2 separate regions of the Mus musculus genome follow, and region 1 is linked to region 2. Evidence: chromatin loops called from intact Hi-C (ENCODE). Cell type or tissue: heart. All regions are shown on one strand. Each heading gives the region's core, and the rest is flanking DNA. Links, peaks and the distances in the headings are about the cores only. Region 1 has its middle 19 kb from the start of Gm36827. Region 2 has its middle 170 kb from the start of Gm36595.

Region 1 (12,678 bases), core at 2,556-10,555, 400 kb after region 2:
GGGGCCTTTGCTAGGTATCATTTGAATATGATTCACTCAATAGTTTCAGACATTCTGGGAAACATCAAGGGGATAGGACTTCAAACTAACATTCCAATCTAATACCATGCATCTCGGGTACTAGCTAAAGTTTGTTTTATGGAGTTATGAGCTAACTGTCTTTCTTTTATACCCACATATGTACATGTGGATTAAACCATAATGGAATTGGACAAGTTTAAAGTGTGTCTTCAGGAAGTAAATGAACTCTCTCTCTCTCTCTGTATGTATATGCATTTGCACACGTGTGCTCATATAGTTTTAATTTAGCTATTGCAATTAGCCACTGTGAAAGGGATGATAGTTTTGAAACTTACTGAAAGAAAACCTGAGCTACTAAGAGGAAAGACATTTCCTAGTTTATGTAAATTTCAGCACAATAATGTTCTGGTTTACAGAAGTGGGTGGGTGCTGAGCACATGTAGGTGCCATGTTTGCAGCTGGCATGTGGCAGAGTGAGAACAAGTGAACCTCACTTAGGAAGGCTGAGCCATGAGAGTCTCTATTTTAGCTCCTCATAGCCATCAGTAGAGTGCTAGTATATAACACCACATTGCTTTTCTTTCCTTATACTCAAGTTACTTAAATGATGTATTGAATACAGGTTATAACCACATTAGTTTTAAGCATCCACCACAGAGCCCTCTTCACAGTCAGGGTCATACACAGTACTCCTGAGATTTCTACTCAAGGAGCTCATTAAGTATAGAATGTGAGGGAAATCAAGTCAGAGGCATGGGTATAGGTCAATACTGTACATTTAGCTCCATGTGAAAATACATGCTAAACCTGAGACTAGAGAAAGAAATATTAAGTTTGTTATTTTGTCAAAATCCTGTTAATTTTGTTAATTGTGTATCATAATGAGTATATACATAAGTAGTAAATGAAAGAAATAAAAGTCAATATACAAAGAAAAAACCAAAACCCTTCAACACAGAAATGAAAATTACATTTTGACAATTTTTTGAGAGAGTGTCTCACAGTGTAAGCCCTGTTGTACTCATTCTATAGACCAAAATGGCCTTGAAATAATATAGGTAAACTTGCCTCTACCTCTGCCTTTCAAGTACTTCAATTAAAGACCTGCAACATCACACCCAGCAGAAACAAATTCTTAAAAAAGCAATTTATAAACCTTATCTTAAAGCCAATTACCACATATGCATAACAAAGTATAAAGTTGTTTCAAGGAGAAGCCCAGAATACACAACAGATAAGAGCACTTGCAGCTTTCGTTGCGGACCCGAGTTCTATTCCCAGCATCCACATGGTGGCTACAACCATTTGTAGCTCCAGTTCGAGGGAATCTGGTGGTTTTGTTCCTAACCTCTGTAGATACCAGGCATGCATGTGGTGCACATACATGCATTCAGGGAAACAGTCATGCACATGAAATAATATAAGTGTAAAACAGCTTTACAACTTTTCAAAATTATATTCATGGAGAAAAATACTTAACAAGTCAAAAGTTCAAATAAGTTATTCCTGGATTTTTTTTTAAGTTTTATAGGTTCTTAGAAGGCTAATTTTCACAAGTGACATATGTATGGGAAAGCTGCAGGGATTGGCCGCATGTTTGCTAAACAATTGATATTAGTTATCTATTTGATGAGTGATTGAAAAATCTTCTAGTTTTTACATTTTAAAATTCCACCAACATTATTCTAGAATAAGACTTTCCAGAGTCCTTTAGTAGGAGAATTCAACTTCCTCCTTTCTGTGCTCTGACCCTAAGTCAGGGTACTTTAGAGCTGGTGACAACTGATCTCAGTAAAGTCAGGTTGCTTCTAGTTACATCTGTGCACCAAGCGAGACTTTGAAGCATTTGTCTGGAGACTCTGTCATTTGATGTGAGATCACGGCAGACTTATTCCTCAAAGTTTCTCTTCCTCTGCAGATTTAAGTGCACCATGAGGAGTGCGAGCAGATATTCTACTTTAATAATTTCTCAGTTAAAATAGCACCCCCCAAAGATAATCATCATTCTGTCATCATTTATTATATTCTAATAAATAGGATATTTTAAATACTTATCTTCCACATAAAATACTCCTTTTAAAATAAGCAAGCCCCTTTCTCAATCAACCTCAGAATATTCCAAATTAATTGTTGTCATCAACTATAAAAATTGCAAAATAACTAATTCTGCATACCTATCTGTTTACTATGTTAGAAGCTGGAAAGATTGCTCTGAAAGACTGATCTATTTAACATTAAAGCAAGTTCACCAGAAGAAAAGAGTTGTGGTGTATCAAATAAGAGAGTGAGTGCATTAAAGAAAAAAAAATAAAAATTCAAACTGCCTCTTTTAGAATTTACACCAACATGCCAGTAAATGACTCAAATGTTCACCCACTTTTAGAAATTATAGATTCACAGGAAGGCGTGAAAGCAGTATAGAAAAGCAGAATGTATTTTTCACCCATAGTTATAACTTACACACCATAGTACAGATTCAAGATAGGACATGTTGACACTGAGAGTGCTAGAATGTGTGTATGTGTGTGTATCTCTCTGTGTGTGTGTGTGTGTGTGTGTGTGTATGTCTGTGTGCATGTGTGTCTGTGTGTGTATGAATGTATAAATGTATGAGTGTATAAGTTTATATGTATGAATGTATATGTGTGTATGCATTGTATGTGTGTATGCATGTGTATGTGTTTATGTGTATATGTGTGTATGCATGTGTATGTGTGTGTTTATGTGTGTATCTGTATATTGTGTGTATTGTGTGTCTGTGTATGTGTATAAGTGTAGTGTGACACTTTTTCCCTAAATATATTCATAGCGTGACCATGTCACTCAAAATACTGAACTGTTCTATTACCACTGAGATTTCATTTCACTTTATACAGTTATATACTTACATATTATCTTGTTTCCATGAGACCATCACACCATTCCCAGGTTCCCACCATTACCATTCTACTCCCTACTATGGAAGATAAATTTTAGTTAAAACATGAAGGTGTTAGCAGGCAGTATTTGTCTGTCCATCTTCCATCCTTCCTTCTTTTTCTCCCGTTTTTCTTCCTTCCTTTATTTGTTTTTGTTCTATTTTCTTTTCATTTTTTTTTCTTTTCTGTGGTTCTTGTAACTGAACCAAGTGCTTCAAGCATACAGGGCAAGTGTTCTACCACAGAGCGATCTCTCCAGCTCAGTTTGGTTTTTGGGGACTGAGTTATTTTTCTTAACATAATGTCCTCTAATTTTCTCCCCCTTGCTACCTTTTTATATCACTGCCACATGACAGTGCCCACCCCCACCACCATCTGTAACCTCTACAACCACTAATTTATTCCCCATCTCTGTAATTTTATCAATTCAAGCACGTTACATGGTATCATACAGCATGTGACCTTTAGACATTGTTTCTTTTCCCTCACAGCATGACACTCTTCCACATTGTCTGAGAAATCACCTCACATAGCGAGGTAAGTACTGCCCCATATGCTAACGGCACATTAGTTTTCAAGACACAGTAAACTGCTTGCCAGAGTAGCCACATGATTCTAAATATGCACAAGCTTTGTAGGAAGTAATTCCACATCTCCTGCAGGATCTGCTACCACCTCAGTCTCCACAGGGGAATCACATTGTGGTTTTAAATTCTATTTCCCTAATTTAAATACTGTTTCCGGTATTTACTGTCATCTGTATCAATTTTTTTCCCCCAAAGAGACAGTACCTATTTGTTTTAAATACATTCACAGGACGGCAAGTGATAGTACGGAATACCAAGTGATTTCCTCACATAATAGGCGTACTCAATAATCACATGTTAATGATCTTACATGGTATCTTTTGTGATAAAATTCTGGGTTCTGCATAGGAAAATTACAATGTATTCACTCTTCTATAGTTAATAACCAGTAGCTGAGACAGAAGAGGTAACCTACATGTTAAGAATACTTGCTGTTATTGCCAACTATCCAGGCTCAGTTCCGAGCACTTATATCAGGCTGCTTAACAACCAGCTTTAACTACAGGTCCGATGTCTTCTTAACTCCTTCTGGCTTCCATCAGAACCTGCATACAGGGGGTATACATGTAGGTTAGCACACATGAACATGCGCGCACACACACAAACACAAAGACATATCTGCATGCACACACACACACACACAGAGAGAGAGAGAGAGAGAGAGAGAGAGAGAGAGAGAGAGAGAGAGACTGGAGACACAGCTCAGTAGTTAATAGGACCTATTACTCTTAGAGAATTCAACTCCCAGGCCCCTCATGGTGGTTCACAATTACTTTTGGCTCCAATCCCCCCTCTGACCACTGCAGAAAACAAGAGCACATATGGTACACATACGTAAAGACAAAACACTAACTATAAAATAAAGTGAACAAACTTAATTTCAAAAATGAATGAATAAAAATAATCACTAGCAAAGTTAAAGTGGCAGCCTAAACAGCAACAGTACAAATAATGCAAACTCAATAAAGAGAAAAAATCCTTAAAATTAAACCCTAAATATTTCCAAATGAATTAAAATAACTAAAGTTTAATTGTAAGAAAATACAATGGAAATGTTTATAACAATATTTTGCTCAGAAAAATTATACAGAATAATTTGCTGCACTATATACACTCATAATTTGAAGAATTAATTTTTCAAGGCTTGTTTTTACTTTGTCAAAGGAAAATTATAGACTTGGCACAGTGTAGTAAAGACTTAATACAGGAACTTAATGGTGATGTGACAGTTAATAAAACTATATCTTGAAAGTAGCTGGCAATGCTCTGGATGATAGTTAGCTTAAATGGAACAATTTGTTAAATCATTCAACTAATGCTTAGTAAGCATCCATTGTATAGCATTATCAAGTATGTACTGTGAAACTCTTGTGGTCGATGCCATATAAAAAGTTACATGCTTCTGTGAGATTTAAAATGTAGCAGAGAAAACACCAGCGCTTAAAAAAATGGATGATATCTTATGATCCAGTATATATATTTACATATATATATATATATATATATATATATATCAAATTAGTTTGAATGTTTACTTGAAAATACTTTAAATTCTTACATTGAAAACATAGAAAACACAGAAGTGGATGCTCACAGTCAGCTATTGGATGGATCACAGGGCCCCCAATGGAGGAGCTAGAGAAAGTACCCAAGGAGCTAAAGGGATCTGCAACCCTATACGTGGAACAACAATATGAACTAACCAGTATCCTGGAGCTCTTGACTCTAGCTGCATATGTATCAAAAGATGGCCTAGTCGGCCATCACTGGAAAGAGAGGCCCATTGGACATGCAAACTTTATATGCCCCAGTACAGGGGAACGCCAGGGCCAAAAAGGGGGAGTGGGTGGGTAGGGGAGTGGGGGGGGGCTTTTGGGATAGCATTGGAAATGTAAATGAGGAAAATACCTAATAAAAATATTAAAAGAAAAAGAAAACATAGAAAAATAAGAATCAGATGAAAAGAGACAGTTGGTTTAAAATGGTTGAAGTCAATATTTTGTACTCTGTAGTTACGTTATTTCCGTTCATTTTGATAGATCAATTTCTCTAAAGATTGGAAATCTTTGGGGCCAATAAAAATACCCTGAATATCTTCTGTGTCCTGTCAACATTCACATATCTTTATTATCTAATAATAAGGTATACATCCAGATACTATGCTGTATAGTGGGCCTGACTGAATGGCATATTAGAATTCAAGAGGGAGCAGATTTGATGTACAGTCTGAGAAACAGACTAGAGGGACCAAGGAAGCACAAAAGGCTTATGTCGGATACTAGTGAACCTCCCTCAAGACCTCGGCAGAGTTTTCAGGAAGAAACCGTAAAGAAGTGTTCTATATTCACCTCAGGACTGAAGACAAGAACACTGAAAAAAGATGTGATTCGGATACAGAATTTTTTGAGTAGCTCCCGTTTGAAAGGGGTAAATGAAGTGCGTTAAAAATATCCACCCCTCTGAGAATATCCAAAATAGAACTTTCCTTTTGAAAAACCAGAGAGATGTGCTGGGATCCTTTTCAAGGTCACTTTAACCTCTAAGAAATCAACGCAGTTTCTGTTGTGAGAGCAGGGTCGCCTCCCCTCCTACCCTTCCTTATCCTGATCAGGTGATGTCTCAGGCGGCAGCGATTCTTTTTTAATGTAACAAACAGTGCCATCTACTGACCAACTCATGCTACTGAAGCGGTAAATATTCTAGGACAGTAATTTGATCTGTGATAGGCCATTTGTCACAGTCTACGGAAGTCACATTTTACACGTGCTTATTCGAAGCTACAAGCAGGACAGGTGCCGTCTGTTTTGATTGTCAAGACTTTTTTTTTTTCTTTTTAGTACAAGAAGAGATTGAGGTCCAAGAAAACGGATCATTTGATCGTAATTTCGACTCTGTGGTTTTTTGTAGAGAGTACCACTTTGAACTGAATTCCCCTGAATGGAAGGAAATGTCACACTTTAGAAGTGTAAACAAGTCTTCAGAGTTCTAGAGCCTCGGAGTAAAAGCTAGATGGGGATGAGGGATGAAAAGGTGTGAGGTCCGTAGAGCAAAGCACACTGCCCAATGACGGACAGTCTGGGGAGAAGGAAAATGCTCACGTGGACTGTCAAGTCGGAGAATGAAAGGAAAATGAGCCAAGGCTATTTTATTTCTCCCCCTTTAATACTATAAAGCTTGGAAATATTTAGGTCAGTCCCATGTGTTCCTACATAGGCATTATCAATAATTCCATCTATTGTGTTGCAAGTTGTATGGTGTCAATAATCAGTCACTTACAAATTTATGAGAGTTAGGCTGAAGTAAGGATGGATAATGCAGTGAAAATCTCCCTATACTTTGATTAATGAGAATTAAGCCCCATTTGGTTTCTATTTGCACCCAAATCAGGAGAGTGTTGTTACTGTTATTGTTGTTATAGGCTGCATGCAGATATTACACTGAACAGTTCCATGGTTGTGGCATTCATGCTGTTTTCCTATAAGCTTCTGATTCTATAAATGGATGTAACCAATATCTGTGGGATGGAATATTTGTAAAAGAATATGCTACCTTCTCCTTTAAGAGAGAGAGAGAGAGAGAGAGAGAGAGAGAGAGAGAGAGAGAGAGCAAGAAAGGATGTTGATTTTGTGTATAGGGAGATAGGGAGGATCTGGGAGGAGCTGAGAGAGGAGGAACTATAATAGAATATATTTTATGAAAAAATATATTTTCAATTAAAAATATACTATTTTCTCATTTAAGATAGGAATGAGCAAGTTGATAAAATGGGTCCAGATGTTTGTTTCCGTTGTTGCATTGAAGCTCTTGAAACTGTATGAGGCACATTCTCAAATTATATAATATATATCAAATTAGGAAATGAAAGTAATCTATCAGCCAGATGAATCATATTCGGGAGGGTTTCTGAGAATAATACTCAAGATGTACAATATTACCAATCTTTGAAACACAGAAGAAAAAGAAGGAGAAGAAGAAGAAAAAGAAGGAGGAGGAGGAAAAGGGAGGAGGGGGGAGGAAGAAGAGGAGGGGGAGAAAGAGGAGGAGGAGGAGAAGAAGGAAAAGGAGGAGAAGAAGAAAACAGCAGCACAGAAGGCAAGTTTGACAGCAATGCGACCATTCAAATGCACACGATCTCAGTCTGCATACAACCACCTCCTTCCATTTCTCAAACCAAAGGCTTCCAAAGAGCCAGGAATCTACAGAACTAATGATGTCAATGACCATAGCAACGCAAGCACTGGAGGGGTGCGCTTTCTTCACAGGACACTGTCCTGAGGGTTGTTAGTAACACTGAAACTTACTCTGGGATTAGACAAGGACATATGGTGGAGGCAGAAGGCAAGTCTTCACAGAGATGCCTCTTGGTGATAGCTCAGGACAGACCTGAGAAATGCTGACAACAGCTGCTGGAGCAAGTCACAGACCCACAGAGCATGTGGAATAGCACATGGAACCTGGCTCTGGGCCTCTGTAGTGGGGTTTGTTTAGGATTTCAAAATAATTCAGACTCAGCATCTGCCTACTCTCTTATTTGGTGATCTCTTCTCATTTTAACATTTGATCAGAAGAAGAATTGGAATCATGATTCTAATTCGTTTTCCAAGCTCAGAATGGATTTTTGTGCTCAATTTGGAATCCATGCTATTACAGGTGTTTTGTTTTGTTTTATGTTGTGGATTTTTGTTGTTGTTGTTATTTTTTATTTTTTTATTTTTTGGTTTTTCGAGACAGGGTTTCTCTGTATAGCCCTGGCTGTCCTGGAACTCACTTTGTAGACCAGGCTGGCCTCGAACTCAGAAATCTACCTGCCTCTGCCTCCCGAGTGCTGGGATTAAAGGTGTGTGCCACCATGGTCGGCTTATGTTGTTTTAAAGAACATTGTCAGAAGTCTTACAGTCATTAAGATTAGGCTCATTTGAAAATGACAAAAGAATCCAGAGATAATACAGTATGAACATGTTTCCCCCTCTTTCTGCTTTCTTTCTCTCTATTGCATGAATGATATCAAAGCTCTGCACCAAAACTTTTACTATAGGCTACTTGTAAGAATAGAAATCAAGTCACACCAATAAAGATAAAGATGTACACAGCCAAACATTGGACTGAGTGCAGGGACCCCAAGGGGAAGTTAGAGAAAACACTGTAGGAGCTGAAGGGGTTTGCAACCTCATAGGAAGAATAATAATATCACCCAACCAGACCCCCCAAAGCTACCAGGGACTAAACCACCAACCAAAGAGTACACAGAGAGTACCCATGGCTCTAGGTGGATATGTAGCAGGGGATTGCCTTATCTGGCATCACTGGTAGGGGAGCCCCTTGGAGGCTTGATGACCCAGGATAGGGGTACTCTAGTCTGCTGAGGCAGGAGTGGGTGGGTGAGTGGGTGAGCACCCTTATAGAGGCAGGGGGAGAGAGCGGGGAATAGGGGGCTTGTGGAGGGGAAACTGGGAAAGGGGATAACATTTGAAATGTAAATAAATAAAATAAAGAATAAAAAATGAAAAAAGATAACCAAGTGCAAAAAAAAAAAAAAAAGAAGAAGAAGAATAGAAATGGCTTCATTTAAATTCTATAGTTAATAGACTGTCTTTGGAGTTTGATCAATTCTAAATCTGAGAGAAAAAGGATGTGCGTGTGTGTGTGTGTGTGTGTGTGTGTGTGTGTGTGTGCATATAAGTGATTAAAGATGAAGAATCATGCACAAATTTTATGGAAACCATGGGAACAACTAAAAAAGAATACTTCTGCAGCAAAGCACAAAGGCCAGAGAACTTATTTGCTGGGGTTTTTAAGCACAAATAGATTGTTAAGGAGTTCTAAAAATATGAAATTCACTAATTCCATATTCACTAATTTTAAAAATAAGAAATTCTGTTGCTTAACCATACAGCTTCTCCTGTAAGCTTATCTTTAAGTTCAGCTAATAACTCCCTGATATGTTCGTATAAGAGTTTTCCTACTGTTACATTATAAGGGGTGTGTGTGTGTGTGTGTGTGTAAACAAATTTTTGGAAGGTTCTCATCCTACAATGAAATTCCTATTGAAGAATGTGCCTATGCCGTTTTAGAGTGGCAGTAATAACCACTGTCTATTTCAATGGGCCACAATTGCTCAATTTTGTAAAATCCCATTAACTTAGAGAAATCATATTTTTTTCTATTTTATTCTTATTACTCCTAAAAAGTGAATTCAAAGTCAAAAGTATTGAGAAGCTGGGCTTAACTTTAAGTGGATGAGACTTCTTTGAGAATGGGAGATGTGATTCCAAGTATGCTCACTTATCCTTTATGATATAACTTTCTCACTAGACAGAGTTCTGTAATCATCCAAGGGCAGAGCTCAAGTTAATGTAATTTCCAAGGGGAATTTGAAGAACAATCTTAACTGTACAGGGATTTTTAACCACTTTCATTGTAAGATGTGTACAACATATAGCAGATTCGACTGTCGGCTAAGGAACAGACTGAAGAATCTAAAAAGTAGAAATTGTTGCATATTGAATGATTTTTAATTTCTTTAACAAATACTTTTATCATTTTTAGGAAGCTATGTTAAGAAAAAAATGCAAATAAAAACCACAATAAAAGGCCACCTCACAACCATTAAATACTAAAATAAAAACTTGCTTCAGTGTTGACCAGGAGGTGAAGACATCTGAAACACTGCGCACTGTCAGAAGGATATAAAATAAGACACCACTTGGAAAAATAGTCTAGTGGTCCTTCAAATCTTTAAACCTGGACTTCCCATAAGACGTGGCAGCCATCCTACTCACAGGTATGTAGCCGTGAGAAATGAAGTTAAATTACACCCAAACCTTACACATGGACAGAGGCAGCATTTAAAAGAACCGCGACAAGCCAAAGATCCACCAACTAAAGAAAGGATAAACATTGTAGAAACACAGAGAGAAGTAGTGTTCAGAATAAAATTAAGTGCACCAAATATTCTACACCATGGACAAAACTTGTAAACATTATGCAACATGGAAGAAAACACACACACACACACACACACACACACACACACACACACACTTATCATATCTATTTGAAACATCCAGAATAAGCAAATCATGAGACAATAAAGATTCCTAGGACTGGAAACATGGAGTACATTGTACACATCAGGGAAGGAGCACAGGACAGGTTCTAAATGGAAGTGTTCTAAAATTAATTGAGCGGTCGATGCTGAACTCTGAACAAACTAAGAGAGAGGCAAAAAAGTGGCAAATTCTTTTAATGTAAGTAGTGAGTATGGTATTTGAGATTTACTTCAATAAAACTACTTAAGCCCAAGTGGCTAGAATACTTTCTATCTTGAAGTAAAGCAGGTCAAGAATAACATTCAAAAATTTGAGTAGAACATTCATAAAAACAAAATTAGACTGTACCAGTTACTTGTTAAGTCATGAATCACAAATCAATGGGGGTAATTTCTAACAAACCTGTGCTTACAAAGAAGGGACATAGAAGCTAAAATCCTGTAACTGAGGAGACTCGACTGGAGTTATCCTCAGCAACAAATCTACCTATTAAACTAAGAGACAGATATAAGAGTTGAGAATGTGTCTGCTAGTGAATATTCACATGTGAACTTAGATTTTCCTCATGTAAGATAGTGGTTTTAAAAATGTAATCTGTACACCAAAGTAAGGTGAACTCTAATCTTCTGTAATTTCTGGGCCGGATGGCCCTAGGCAGTGGACTATGTATCCCTAAGTTCCTTTCTCAGCATTTCTTAATAATAAGCACTGTGTAAGTTATAATAATATAACTATAATAATCTGAAGTGCCCCAGTATCCAATATGCCTTCAATCTTCTGGGCTTGTTACTTTGTTTATTTCTTTATTCATTTAAGAACAAACGAGCACACATTACTCAAGGTATCTACCCTCTGGCCATAAATTATAGGCAAACAGAGACGTTAGCACAGCTGTCTTCTACCGAGATTACAACCTTGTGGTAAACTGCTATATGACTCCATCAGCAATGGATGTTGGTGAAGCTATGAAAGATAGTTGTCTCATTGCAAAGGATACAGCATCTCATCCAATGGAAAACTATACCGGTTCCTTTAGCATCAGTGAGCCATGGACCAATGCCAGTGAGACATTTCAGTTCTCTGTAGATCATACAAACATTTGACCTACAAGATATCACAGTTCATTGTATATTTCACGTTTTGAAGTGTTTCATTTTATATTCCCTTGTGTTGGGCTTTTAATCTCTGAGAATACAGGTTAAATTTGTGCTTCTTTTCTAAGTTTTTGGGGGAAGTTCTACAAGGTTGTCTCAGGGGGAACTAGTCATGCTACTTCCTGATGCTCCTGGAGAAGCAGTATCGCAGTGGTGATATTAAGCAATAAATGAGTGTATTGAGGATGAACATATTGCTTTGAAGTAGTTTTTATTCTTACAAGATAAAAGGATGACTTTCTTTTTAACAAGCAAACTTCTGGATCCCATTTGGGAAGGCATATCTACACACACAACAAGAAGAGTCAATGTAATAAGAAAAGATTGAGAGTATTAGGAGAAGAAAGGATGTAAGAAATACATGTGCTTAATGCTCTTTGGGAAATAATAGGTATTACAAACAACCATACTTTCAGATTAAAGCAAGGAGATGATATCTTATCAAACTTCCGAAGAGATAAGGGTGAAGAGCCTAAACCATGTTTGCATGTAGACAAACCATACACTGGCCTAGGATCAGCAATGGAAATCCCCTTCTTCCACCCCCACATAGCAGGACAATAGATGTCAGTCAAATATTTGGAGGATACTCATTACTAAGCATCCTTCTTTTTTTTTTTTTTTTTTTTTATTACGTATTTTCCTCAATTACATTTCCAATGCTATCCCACAAGTCCTGCATACCCTCCCCCCACTCCCCTCCCCACCCACTTCCACTTTTTGGCCCTGGCATTCCCCTGTACTGGGGCATATAAAGTTTGCATGTCCAATGGGCCTCTCTTTCCAGTGATGGCCGACTAGGCCATCTTTTGATACATATGCAGCTAGAGTCAAGAGCTCCAGGATACTGGTTAGTTCATAATGTTGTTGCACCTACAGGGTTGCAGATATCTTTAGCTCCTTGGGTACTTTCTCTAGCTCCTTCATTGGGGGCCCTGTGATCCATCCA
Region 2 (12,678 bases), core at 2,572-10,571:
TCAGATTGTGCCTTGGTTATATGTTATATCAACATTTAGAATTATAATATACATTGTAATTGATGTATTGTACCCTTTCTTTCAATCAAATTATATATAGCAACAAAGTATCTGCAACAGGATGAAAAATCTATTAAATGATTTAGGAAAAATTCTTCCTTAGGGTGCATAGACTGTGGAAGAAATATGAGGAAAATATCAAAGTAGCCTTTGTAAACTACGTATAAAACCATGTGTGGTGACACAAACCTTTAATCCCAGCACCTAGGAGGCAGAAGCAGGCCCATCTATCACTATGATTTTGATGCCAACTTGGTTTACATAGCAAGTTCCAGAATAGCCAGAGACACATAGAGAAACTCTGTCTCAGAAACAAACAACAAACAAAAGTACCCAACAACATAAAAAAAAAACCCACTAAAAGGAAAAAAGAACATTTATGGATTCTTGTTTTTAACCACATATTATATCCATTATGTAACACACAAAATTAGAGGGAAGTTTTGTACTTATACAATTTTTGTACTTATGTCACATGGCTGCATTTATTTGATAGACAGACATAGTAAGTGATAGCAATATGGTAACATCACTGAGTCCAGGTGGGAAGGGTTAGGAGGATGGCATTGGATGACACGTTAAGCTTTGCTATACATTCGATATTTTTCATTCAATAAAGAACTGAAAAAGACTTGGTTTACTGAATTCTATATTCAAGTGTTAGGTGGATACTAGAAAAACTGACTATGTAAACTGTGTTTGGTGGTATATGGACTCACATCACTTGGGAGTATAGGAAGAAAGGCTGTCAGTTCAAGACAAACCTAAGTTACAAATCTGAGTCTCTGTCTCAAAAGAAAAAAAAACATACTCTCATGATAATTGTATGGAAAATAATGACGTTGGAAGATAACTTGAACAAAATAAAACTTTCAATATATACATTTTTATATTCTTGTACATGCTATAAGCACAGTTTCTAAAGAATGACTCCTAATACCTTAATATAGGTAGGAAAGAAAAAACTTCAGACTCTGGATAATTGGAAATTTGCTAAGAAAATATTGTGACTGGCATGATGGCTCAGGAGATAAAGGGATTTACTACCAATACTGAAGATCTAAGTTCCATCCTTGGGCCCTCCCTAGCCAAAGGATAGAAATGACTCTCTAAGTCATCCTCTGGCCTCCACACACCCATAAAGGACTGTGAACACATACAATGCACAAATAAATAGATGTAATTGAAAAGAAAAAGAGCTTAGATGATGAGTTCGGGTAGCTAGACATGGAAGTTGGTAGAAGGAGGAGTAGTAAATAAGCCCACAACAACCTAAGGTCTTGAAATATGCAGTAGATGTTTGCAAAGGACAGGACAGTTCTCCAAGATGTTCTCTCAATGAGAATTATACATGTGCCAATTTTGTGTGGAGGAAAAGGCGATGAAAAACTATTTTGTGCCACAGACTTCCGAAATCCCTCAAAGACAGGACAATGCCTTTGTGTGTGTGTGTGTGTGTGTGATTTATTTAAAAGTTTTGTAATAATGTATGGTATTAGAATTGCTTTGGGGCCATCACCCTGTAATGGCTTGAGGACAGAAGAAGAGAAAGACAGAAAGAGAGAGAAAGATGAGGGTTAAGAAGGGCCAAGAACAACATGTACCTCTAAAAGGCATGTTTCCAATGACTCGCTTTCTACAATTAAGAGCCTTCCTCCTGACACTTTTACCACTTACCAATAGACGATTGAGCTAGGAATTCATTAATTAACTCGTTCATGACCCAACTGCTTCCCAAAATCCACTTCTGAACACTGTTGCCTTGCAGAGCAAGTTTCAACAGACGAGCTTTGAGAAAAGCACGTGGGATTTTAACCACAATCCGTCCTCTGTACCAATTTCCAAGGCACTAGTGCAGCACACACAGCAGGTATTAATAACTGCTTGATGAGTTGACCTGATAACCTGGATAAGAGTCAACCATTCACTTCAGCAACCTTCTAAGTACAGTTGGGTATCAAATATCAGCACTGCCACACAGAAATCCAAGAAAATAAAGAATTCAAAAGTATTTGAGTTGTTTAATTCAGCATTAGAAAACAACCTCAAATCTAGTTTATTAAGAAAGAAAGAAAGAAAGAAAGAAAGAAAGAAAGAAAGGAAGGAAGGAAGAAAGTAGTGTTGGAGGTAGTTTAGTTGATGAAGGATCTGTCTCAAAAGACCTGAGTTCAGTCTCCAGAATCATTGTAAGGCTCTGGGACATAGTGGTGCACAATGGTAATAAGAGTACTGAGGAGGCAGACAGGAACATCCCAAGACTCATAGGTTAACTCGTCTAGCATAATTGGTGAGGTCCAGGCCAGTGTGAAACCCTGGCTCAAAGGCAGTAGTGTTCTTGAGAATGACAGCTGAGGCTGTCCTCTGGTCTCCATATACAAGTACATAAACATGCCTTAGTCCCCCTTTCCACCCCCCCCCCCCCCCACACACACTAACCCTTTTGGTTAGGGATAAAGCGTGGTTATCAGGGTGTTGTCAGTCCTACAAAAAAGTAGGTATGGTGGTAATCCCAATCTTTGGGTGGTACAGGCAGGAGGACCAACAGTTCAAAGTCATCCTGTGATGTATAGGAAGTTTCAAACCAACTGGGACACGGGAAATGTGTCTTAAAATGTCAAAACAGGGACAAAAACCAAACCAATCCAAACCCAACAGGTTTTGGGCACAATATTACATTTATTTATTTATTTTTTTGTCACAGACATTTCCAAAGAGTCTAAGGATCTATTACTTCTAGGGTATTTTATTCTTTTTTGCTTAGTTCTTCCAACTTCCATTCTTACCTTAAAGCATCAGTCTTTGTATCAAGCAGATTGCTTGGTGCTTCTCTGCTTGCATGGAAGGCAATAAGTAACTCTACTATTATCCACACTCCAGTTCTGGAGAGTCAAAAGCCCATGGGCTAGGTGGATGTTGTCTGAAGATCCAAGTCCTGCCAAGCAGATCCTTGTGTTCTTATGATAGAAACCCGAATCATATGTGTAGCTGCTCAGATAGGAGGTTTGTTGCTCTAGGTTTTGATTTTCTCCCACGGCAAGTACTGAGCAGTTGGGACAGCCCTCAGCTCTTGGTAGTAACATCAATCAGTGCCAGGCAGTTTTTGCTCCAACCCTTTGGTGTCATGACTTAGTCTCTAATACCAGCTAGTGTTGCATCCTGCACAGTATCCTGAGTCTTTAAGCCCTGGCTGCTCTCTGGAATGTCTTTCAGTGGCCTGGACCCTCAGTTTCTTGGCATTTTCAGTATTAGCTTCATGTGTGCCCTTTACACCTGGTTGCCCTTTGCATGCCATTACTTACTTGCATGTTGCTGTTGCTACCATCAACACAACAGCCCTCATTATTTTCACCACTCTGCACGGCTGCAAAGCATATGCATTCTGAGATCAATGATTTGTCTGGACTAACTTAAAATGCAGTAAGATTGGCTAGCTATGTAGCTAGAAGGGACTGTAAAGCGTGGGTATAGTATACTAACTGGGTGGTTCTAATTTATACCAATAGCCAGGCCAATGGCAGCCAAGAATAGGTATAGCCCTCCTATCTGCCAGTCACAGCTCTTTGCTGTGTAGGGGTTGTGTTCTTCTTTCCTTGGACTGGATTGATGACAGCCTTTGAAAGGTCATATCAACCAGACGTGGGGCTCTCTAGAGACGCTGTAGGCCAGGTCATCTAAAGTTCACTTGGGCTAGTCTTGCTCCCAGTGGAAGTTTCCACTGCTCACACAGGCTGTGGACTCCAAACAGGAGTCCTGCCTTCCGCAGCCGTCATTACACTAGCTCTTGCAGCTGGAGTGCCATTCTTTCTGGATAGCTCTCCATTCAAGGATATAAGGCATTAAGGAAGCTTTCTCAAATGGCATATTCTCAACAGTTTTATTTGTCCATGGAGAAACATCAAAAGGTGCTTATAGAAAAAGACTTTAACAAAGGCTTAACCAAAATTCTTAACAAGACTTAACAGTGATCAACAATGTTTAACCTTTGCCCCAATACCCAAGGTGGGCTGGGTCCCTTGATCTGTGTCTGTCGGAAAACATTTGGCTTCTGTGTATGGTGCTCTATATATGATTTTTTTTTTACTGATTATTCACAGCCTTAAACCATTTTGTACCTTTGTAGTCTTCGGACTATAAGAATTCCTTCAGCTACCTGCAGCTAAAAATAATGGCAGCTAGGCTAATTGAATAAAAGGCACCATCCTAAAGTCATGAACTGTGTGACCAGTGTCTTATCAATCTTGAAATAAGTCAGAGAGGGTGTAAGACAAGAATTCTACATGGATTATTAATTAAGTAGAAACAAAGCAAAAACCAACAACAGGAAAGATTAGTAGTGGTTACTCATGGGCAGCTGGATGACCCTCAAACCAAGAAGACAGCACAGCTGTGTTGGAAGAGAGGGAAGAAGAGCAGAGCATTTATTGGAACCACTGGTGTCTTAACAGGATTCAGGCTCATAATTTCCTATGTGACTCATCTAGCATTGCACAATCGATGCTTTGAAAGTCTATTTCCTCAAGACGTCGGCATGGTGTTACACTGCAGCTTCCTGATGCACATTTTTAACTCCTGTAGTTTCTTAAAACATGTTTCAGACTGCTGTGTTTACCTGTTGGATGGACTACTTTATATTCATTAAAAATGTCTTAAGAGCTTTACCACACACACTCATCCCTTTAATTTTTTTTCTCTGTAAGTCTAATTTAACTGTAGGAGTCTGAGCCATTAGCCCTTCAGTATTTCCTGTGTTATTTTGAGATTTTTTTTTTTTTCAAAAGAGCCTTTGGTCATGTGCTGAAAATAATTGTCAGTCAAATCATTATTCTTCATTGAGGAAGAGCCTGAAACTATGGGGTACTTAAAAACAAGCGGAGTGGGGGAATGAAGCTGTTCTAACCCCAAAAGCAAAATCTCCAATCTAGAAAAGTAGGTTCCTTTTCAATTGACAGCATAGAGAAACCAAACCACAGGTAGATGTACAAGGCGATGGGGCAGACTTCTGAAGGGATAGTGAATTTTAAAATGTGTTTTCTCTAGTTTGTGAGGTTTTTATCCACAGATGCCTAATCTTTATTAAGACTCGAGGGAAAAATTACATTCATATCCAAAGTTAGAAGGCTATTATTCCTCACTTTCAAGGATTTAACAGTAAGTTAAATCTCTATTATGGTTAGTACTTAATAACCTACTGTAAAATCATGACTTACTTTTCCAGGGGCTTAGCTTTCCTAAGAAATACATATGCTGATGAACACCGTGTGTCTGTTTACTCATTTGCCTTTTTATGTTAATAAAATTTCGGATGTTGTCACTAGAAGCAAGTGTTCAGTTTGCCAACATTCCTTTAGGAAATACACTATGTTTAGACAGTTTTAAAACAATCAGCATCCGGCTGAAACATCTGATAAACTGTAAAGCAGGAATAGGTACTTTAATTTTAGAGTAACTATGAGTGATTTCCTCTCCTTGCAGGTCTGCAGTTTCTTGTCCTCAGGATCCAGTACTGACTGAGAGCAAGTTGCCACTGGACTCTGCATGGACTAAGGCAAAACGTGTAAGTAAGACGCCTTTATCATCAGAGTCATGATCTCATTAAGTTTCTTGGTTTAAGGAGCATGAACTCTATAAATAATTCAAACTGTACTGAAAGAGTTAAAGCTTTGCTTTATATGACAAATCATGGCTTTGAGACAACTTGTCCTAAGTTCGTTCAGGGTGGAAAAATCTGAGGATGTTTAACATAGAGCAAAGTAGTTTAAGGAGATATTTCCAAAATTTGTGTTAGCCAAATAATCTCAAGGACATTTACGTTTGCATTCTTTCTTGTTCTCATCCTAGATGAACATAGGGTTTCCTTGCTTGACATGAAGAAATTAAGAACAATAAACTTGGCTCATCACTTCTGATCTCCAGCTAAGGTTATTAAAAGCACAAAAGTGCTGATTTACAACAAGGGTGTTCAGGCCCCATCTAACAATGCTCAGTCCAATGGTTGTGTGAAAATTCTAGCCTGTTTTCTTCCCCTTAGTGAGAAATCTTTGAAATCCAAAATGACTCTTATGAACTTCAAAAAGGTGTGATGGCCAATTGTTTAAGCCCCGGTGAGAAAATTCTCCCACGAGTTCATAGAACACAGTGTTATGATGTTAGAAACTCAAATGCCTTTTACACAGGATGTTAACCTCTCACAGAAGCCTGCTGCTGTGATGTGGGAAGTCCTGGCTTCCAGGTTTACAAGGATGAGGGCTGTAAACAGGATGCTGAGCGCCACCTAAGGACACAGTGCCTCTCCTTGGAGACATACCAAGGCTCAAAGTTACGAATGCAATGTTGAAGAAAATATTAGAAATTTTGAGCCTTTTCTCTTTGTCTTTTCCATATTTTATACATACTCAGAGAGAAAAACCTTCTTTTAGACATTAGACATTGATAACAATCTTAGACTAGCTTCCAGAAAGCATAATACACAAATCAGCTTTGTAAAAAGCAGTATATCCTTTTGTGATAACTATTAAAAAGATTTTGTGTGGTTACTTGAGTTCTCTTTAGATCTAAGATAAAAATAAATAAGAATTTTATGTAGCACACACAAACTACTTTTTGATTGAATACAAAGTTTTCCTTTATTTAATTTATAGAAATAACGCTTTAGACCTTAAAAAAAGAAAAAAACCAATGATTTTTTTAAAAAAAGAAAGAAAGAAAGCTATCTTATGGTAATGTTTGAAGTTATGACTGACTTTGCTGTGAACATTATGTTTTCAAGTATCATATCCCTGTCTTTTGGAAAGGTCTATAGCAAAGCACATATTAATAACTGCCTTTGGTGGGAACAGAGTCCAGAACGTCTAAAGAGAGACATATGAGAAAGTAAATACACACCTTGAGAATTGTCTCCCTGAGATCCTAATCAAAAGTGAGCAACTGTGGTCATTTGCCTCCCTTTAAAAGCCAGAAACTGCAAGGAATCAAAAGAAGGTAGCAACTTTGCAAAGAAATGTTTCCTTACCTCCAAACCCTCAGACAGTGATTATTCTGAGCCTTCATTTCTGCCTCCACCCTTTACCATGAAATGCTCTTCCCTCTGCCCTTCCCCCCCAAGCCCCCCCCCCCACTCCACCCCACCACACCTGTCCTGGCCTCCTTCTGGCAGCCTCAGGAGACCACTGCAGCACTATGTCATCCACCTCCTCTTTCCTATTCCTAGCCGGCATTTGCCTTTTGCTTCCAGGTCTTATACTCTGTATTGCCTTCATTTTCAAATGCCCTTTGAACATGTAAGCAAGACCATCTGCTGGGAAAAGGAAAACAGGAGCAGCAGCTGCCTCTGTCTTGTACGCTCTCCTCCTGATATAGAGTGCAACATAATTCACAGTCACCCATTAACTCCTAAGGGCACTCATTCTACAGTGTTCTGAAACCTACACATGGTACTCTTTGCACTTGCCCTCTCCCTTAGCCAGCTCCTGTAGCATCCCTCAGTCAAGATGCTACTTGTTGCTCCTGTAGCATCTATCAGACTAAAGACTAAGATAAACTTTTGAAGCAGAGAGTCCTGGTTTGATGAGTTTTCTGAAACAAACTGCTTATTGATCTTTCCTTGAAACTTTGGTTTCAAATCTGGTCCCTTCCCCTCTTTTCCCTTTCCCTGTTGCCGATAGATCCTCTATACTCAGCTGCCTTTGATCTCGTTCTAGACTACTCTTCCTCCAGGCTTTCTCATCCTGGCTGTCCACAGGTATATCTGTCTTGTGGCCATATTATTCCTTTACTTTGATTCAGTGATTTTATTCATTCACTACCAATGCATAATTGGGAGCCAAACGCAATCTTTGGATTATTTTTGGTAGCCAACAGTGACAATACAAGCAATGGGAGAACTGGTAGCTAGCTACAAATCTTTACCACTAGTAAGTAGCCAGAAATCAGATCTCAGATAAAATGTCACAGTGCAAATACAACACTGTTCAGGTAATCAGAAAGGAAACAGTTTGTACACTCCAATGGCAATGCATTTTAGGGGCAAAGATTGATTTGAAAAATGTTATTTTTACATTGTAAATATGATAAGAATCATTTTTTAAAAAAGATACCAGCAGAGATGACAGGGGGTAGGGTGAAGTCATTCTTTCCACTGGGACTATCCAAATTTTCACCTGAAATGGTGTGATCTACAGCTTGTTACTGCAGAGAGAAAAACACATACCAAGAGTAGGTGTGTAGACATGTTTGGAGCAGTTTGGCCATGACACAGTGCTCATGTGTACAGTAGAGACTGTTAACTATAACACAGATTATTACCCTCACATTACTGGTAATGTGGGTCATCTGGAAAGCAAGTAGAACTGTCATCAATCCACTCTTGTGTAGCTAACAAGCAAAAATCAAGTTCATTTGTCACTAAAACATAAGTGTTAGGGTCTAGAGAGGTGGCTCAGCAGTTAAGAGCACTGTCTGTGCTTCTAGAGGACTTAGGATCCTTTCCCAGCATTCACATGGCAGCTTACAACTGTCTGTAACTCCAGTTCCATGGAATCTGATGCTCTCTTGTGTCCTCCTCCATGAGCACTGCACAAATGTGGTGCATGGACATACTTGCCAGCAAAACACTCAGACACACTAAAAAATAAAATAAAAAAATAAATAAATAAATTAAACAACCCCAAGTATAAATCCATGCGATCAATTTAAAGTATGCAAATATATTTTTATTTCTGGGAGTGAATATTTCACGAAACATTTTTTTGCATAGTCATAATGGTGAATCTGAAGAGGTCAGCTCAGGACCTTTGGAAAATTCCACCAGGCCCCATCCCCTCCTAGAAGAGAGGTCATAAAGCACATAGGCACCCCTCCCCTCTGGAAGGGAGAGGCTGATTACATTCCTCAGAAAGAGCACAGGGGGCATTGACCTTTGTCTACCAAGAGATAAGGCAAGCACTTGCTACCTCATTCCCTAAGGACCAATCAGTTTAAAAGTCACACTGTTCTGCCAATCACATTGTGTCTAGTTGCTGATGCTCTATTCTGCCCCTGGAAACTGTATAAAAACTCGCTGAACAGGCCGCCTGGGTTTGCTGCCTCTCCTTCGGGTACAGGACAACCCCAGAGTGCTGGAACAATAAATTTCTCTTGCTTTTGCTTTGATCCCCAGCTCAGAATGGTTCACTCAGAGGGTCCCCAGGAGCTAAGGCTCATCAGAGTCTTTTGTTTTGTTTTGTTTGTTTGTTTTTGTTTTTGTTTTTTTGAGACAGGTTTTCTCTGTGTAGCCCTGGCTGTCCTGGAACTCACTCTGTAGACCAGGCTGGCCTCCAACTCAGAAATCTGCCTGCCTCTGCCTCCCAAGTGCTGGGATTAAAGTCGAGCGCCACCACTGCCCAGCTGCTCATCAGAGTCTTACAAATCAAAATATGTTATACATATACTAGTAATTCTCCATGATGTGAAACATACCTGTTCTAATGAACAGCCTCTATAGTTGTGTATATGTATGTGTGCATGTGCACATAGGTGCATGTGTGTGTATATATGTGTGTATATGTCTATGGAGATGAGAGGACAGCCTTTGGATTAGTATTACTTAGGAGCAATCCACTCTGTTTTTGAGACAGGGTGTATCAATGACATGGAGTTCACAGAGTAAGCAATGATAGCTGGCCAGTCCCAGGCATTCTCCTGTGTCTGTCTTTGCAGCCCTGAGATTACAACTGTTCCTACCATGCCCAGGTTTTGTTGTTTGTTTGTTTATTTGTTTTATTTGTTTTCATGAGGTCTGCATATCTCATGCTTGTCTGGCAAACACATTACTAACTGAAAGCTATCTCAAGCTATCTCGCCAGCCCTATGTGTGTGTGTGTGTGTGTGTGTGTGGTGTGTTTAAATCCACATTAGATTTATTCTACTCACTAAAATAGCTGAATGGTTGATAAATTTTTGTAACAAAAATTAGGACTTTATTTTGAGAATGTTTATTTTATTTCCCTATTTTTTGATTTGTTGATTTGTGATCCATTGAGGGAAAGTGTAATCCTTGTCAGAGAGAAGCATTTCTATAGAAGGGCTGTCACAGAAGGAAGCCAAGGATGAGATAATAAGAACATGGCAGCTGTACATTCAAAGGATCCTGTTTTTCTGTGCTCACCCTTGTAATTGCTACCTTATCTAGGATGCTAATCTCTTAAATGACAACATTAACAGAGACACAGGATACTCAAGATGTTGCTTCTGTCTCTCTTCCTCCTCATATCCTTTGTTTACCTTTGTTTATCTTCTGAGTCTTTCCTGAAAGAGAAAAGAGAGGCCATTCTCAAAGATTCTGACATTGTTATTGTTTTTTGTTAAAATAAGCATTGGTGTTTTTCTAATATGCTTCTTTCATTTTCTGAGTAAGTATCAAGGATCATTATATGGACCTTTCTCTCTCTCTCCCAGTACCTCCTTAAATAGTCATAAAAGCATACACATACTCATTACTGTCTGCTAAACTCCAAGTTTTGGGCAGCTATGCACAGGTACTTACAGTTTGTTCCCATGAGCCCAGGTATTGCTCTGAATATGTTAAGAACTCAACAGTTGCTTGTTGATGACTGTTGTGCAACAGCAACATTGAAATCCCCTTCTGCTGATTCTTTTCTTCCAAGTCTTTATACAACAAGCCTTTTAAAACTCATGACTTTCAATGGGGAAGCAGCTTTGGGAGCTTCAGTTATTGACCCAGTTAACGACTAGATGTCTGTGTTGAGAATAGACCACAGTGGTATATGTTGGGGTAAACTTGCCCAGTTGTGTACACAGTGGGATCCCCTGCAGTTGCCTCCTTGGGACCTTTCACCAGCTTACTGCTGACTACTGAACACTTCTTTTTTTTTTTTTTTTTTTAATAACTACATAGCACTTACAAGAACTTCAGCACAGGCTGGAGGGGTGGTTTATTGTTTAATAGTCTTTGTCATTTTACCATCCCTTGTGTTGGGACTTTAGAATCCATGTCCAGTGGCTTACAAATGTCTGTAACTCCTGCTCCAGGGAATCCTATGCCTGCTCCTGGTCTTTAAAATGACCTGCATACAGATATGCACATAAATTTACACAGATTACAGATAAGTAATAAAAATGAAAACAGTAAAAATAAATACTGTACACAGTTTAGTCCTCAAACACCGATCTCATTCATGCTCAACAATTTTTGCTTGGTAAAGAACAATGTCCAATGTAAAAGCACAAAAGCATTGAGTAAATTTGCATGTGCCTCTGATCAGGTGAATAAAAATGAGAATTCATACTTCTCATGGAGGTTGAAACATCTATGGAAAGGTTGCTTGAATATACATTCATTGGCTTTTCTGGGACTTTAATAATTTTAATAATAATAATTTTAATATTTCTCTCCTAGAAAGCATATACATTTACAAGGAAACTATAGAAGTTCTTTCTAATGTCGTTAAAAATAAAGGATTGAACAATTCTTAAATCTAGAACTAATATTATATGTAGGAAGGAAGATGCAAATATCAATGTTTAAAGGTGTGATTTGAAGATAATTTGAAAACAGCATCATATATTTTGAAGAATAAAATTGTAAATAAACACAGGAGTGGTACATTGCAATCCACATGGTCTGCCAGTTTCAGAAACAACTGATCTCATGACTCACTTTTCAACTACTTTCTCAGTCCCAACCTGGTCTTCTACATGTTGAGTTCATAAGAGTGAAGGGTTTGCCAGAGAGAAGCTTTAACAAAGAGACACGGGGAGGACGGTCACTGGGTTGTAAATGTTTTCAGTCAATCAGAGCCAAACCAGTCTTCTCTTAATTCTTTTAACCTTGTATATTTTAAGAAAATTTAACCCATATGTGTCTTAGTCACATACTCTGAAATCATGGAACTTTTAAAACAACTGTTTAATATCCAGAAAGTCGTTTTGACATTTTTGTCTCTCCCCTCATCTCCAGTCAAATCCAGATCTGCAAGTCTTCATTAGAAATTGATTTTAAGATCAAAGACAGAAGTTCTGTTTGAAACCTTAAACTGATTTTTCCTAGGGAAATGTTTAAAAGCTGGACACAATGGTACATGACAGACAACTATCACTGGGGAGACCAATGAAGAGGATGGAGAGTTCAAGGCCAGGCAGGGAAATAGAGCTTCAAAACTAAAACAAACAACGATGAGTAGTCCCTCTTAGATAATATGTAAATTATGTGAATATTTTTGTCACGTAAATATATTCAATAAGAGGATCTGAGACAGCTTTTATTTGGGGAAATTTGAAGTGTCAGAACTCTTTTGATTTTCAGAAGGCAAAATAACCAAATAAATTTGCCAAGTGTTCTTATCATGTGTTTCCATTCAGGGAGATCAGCTAAATTCATCCCATATTAGTCATATTATATCAATCAATGTTATATAGAGAGATATTTACTGTAAGTTATTGACTTAGGTGGTGAAGAGATGGCTCAGCAATCAAGAGCTCATACTACTCTTTCAGAGCTCAAACACATATAGACATATAATTGAAAAGCAAAAAAAAAATATTGGAAAGTGAGTTGGTTTCTATTATCAAGGAGAGGGGGGAGGAAATCTCAAAGTTTATGTTGCCCAATCTGAAGGCTAGCTG

Evidence for each region. A loop is a pair of places that touch in the nucleus more often than their neighbours do. Peaks named below come from ENCODE experiments on the same cell type or tissue, not always from the same donor. Only the 100,000 strongest peaks of a DNase experiment are listed, where the experiment ranks them.
Region 1: a loop joins it to region 2, with 2.1 times the contacts of the local background. A loop is called at or near these places in 2 of 42 quality-filtered maps.

Annotation. Positions count from the first base shown.
Region 1 is chr10:56,995,343-57,008,020 of GRCm38, forward strand. No RefSeq gene overlaps it. Among named protein-coding and RNA genes, the nearest start is that of Gm36827, 19 kb to the left of the region's middle. In heart, for the core only: a CTCF peak has its summit at 6,201 (motif pointing left); no DNase peak of the experiment used is centred there.
Region 2 is chr10:56,593,874-56,606,551 of GRCm38, forward strand. No RefSeq gene overlaps it. Among named protein-coding and RNA genes, the nearest start is that of Gm36595, 170 kb to the left of the region's middle. In heart, for the core only: a CTCF peak has its summit at 6,332; DNase peaks (open chromatin) are centred at 3,758, 4,478 and 6,278.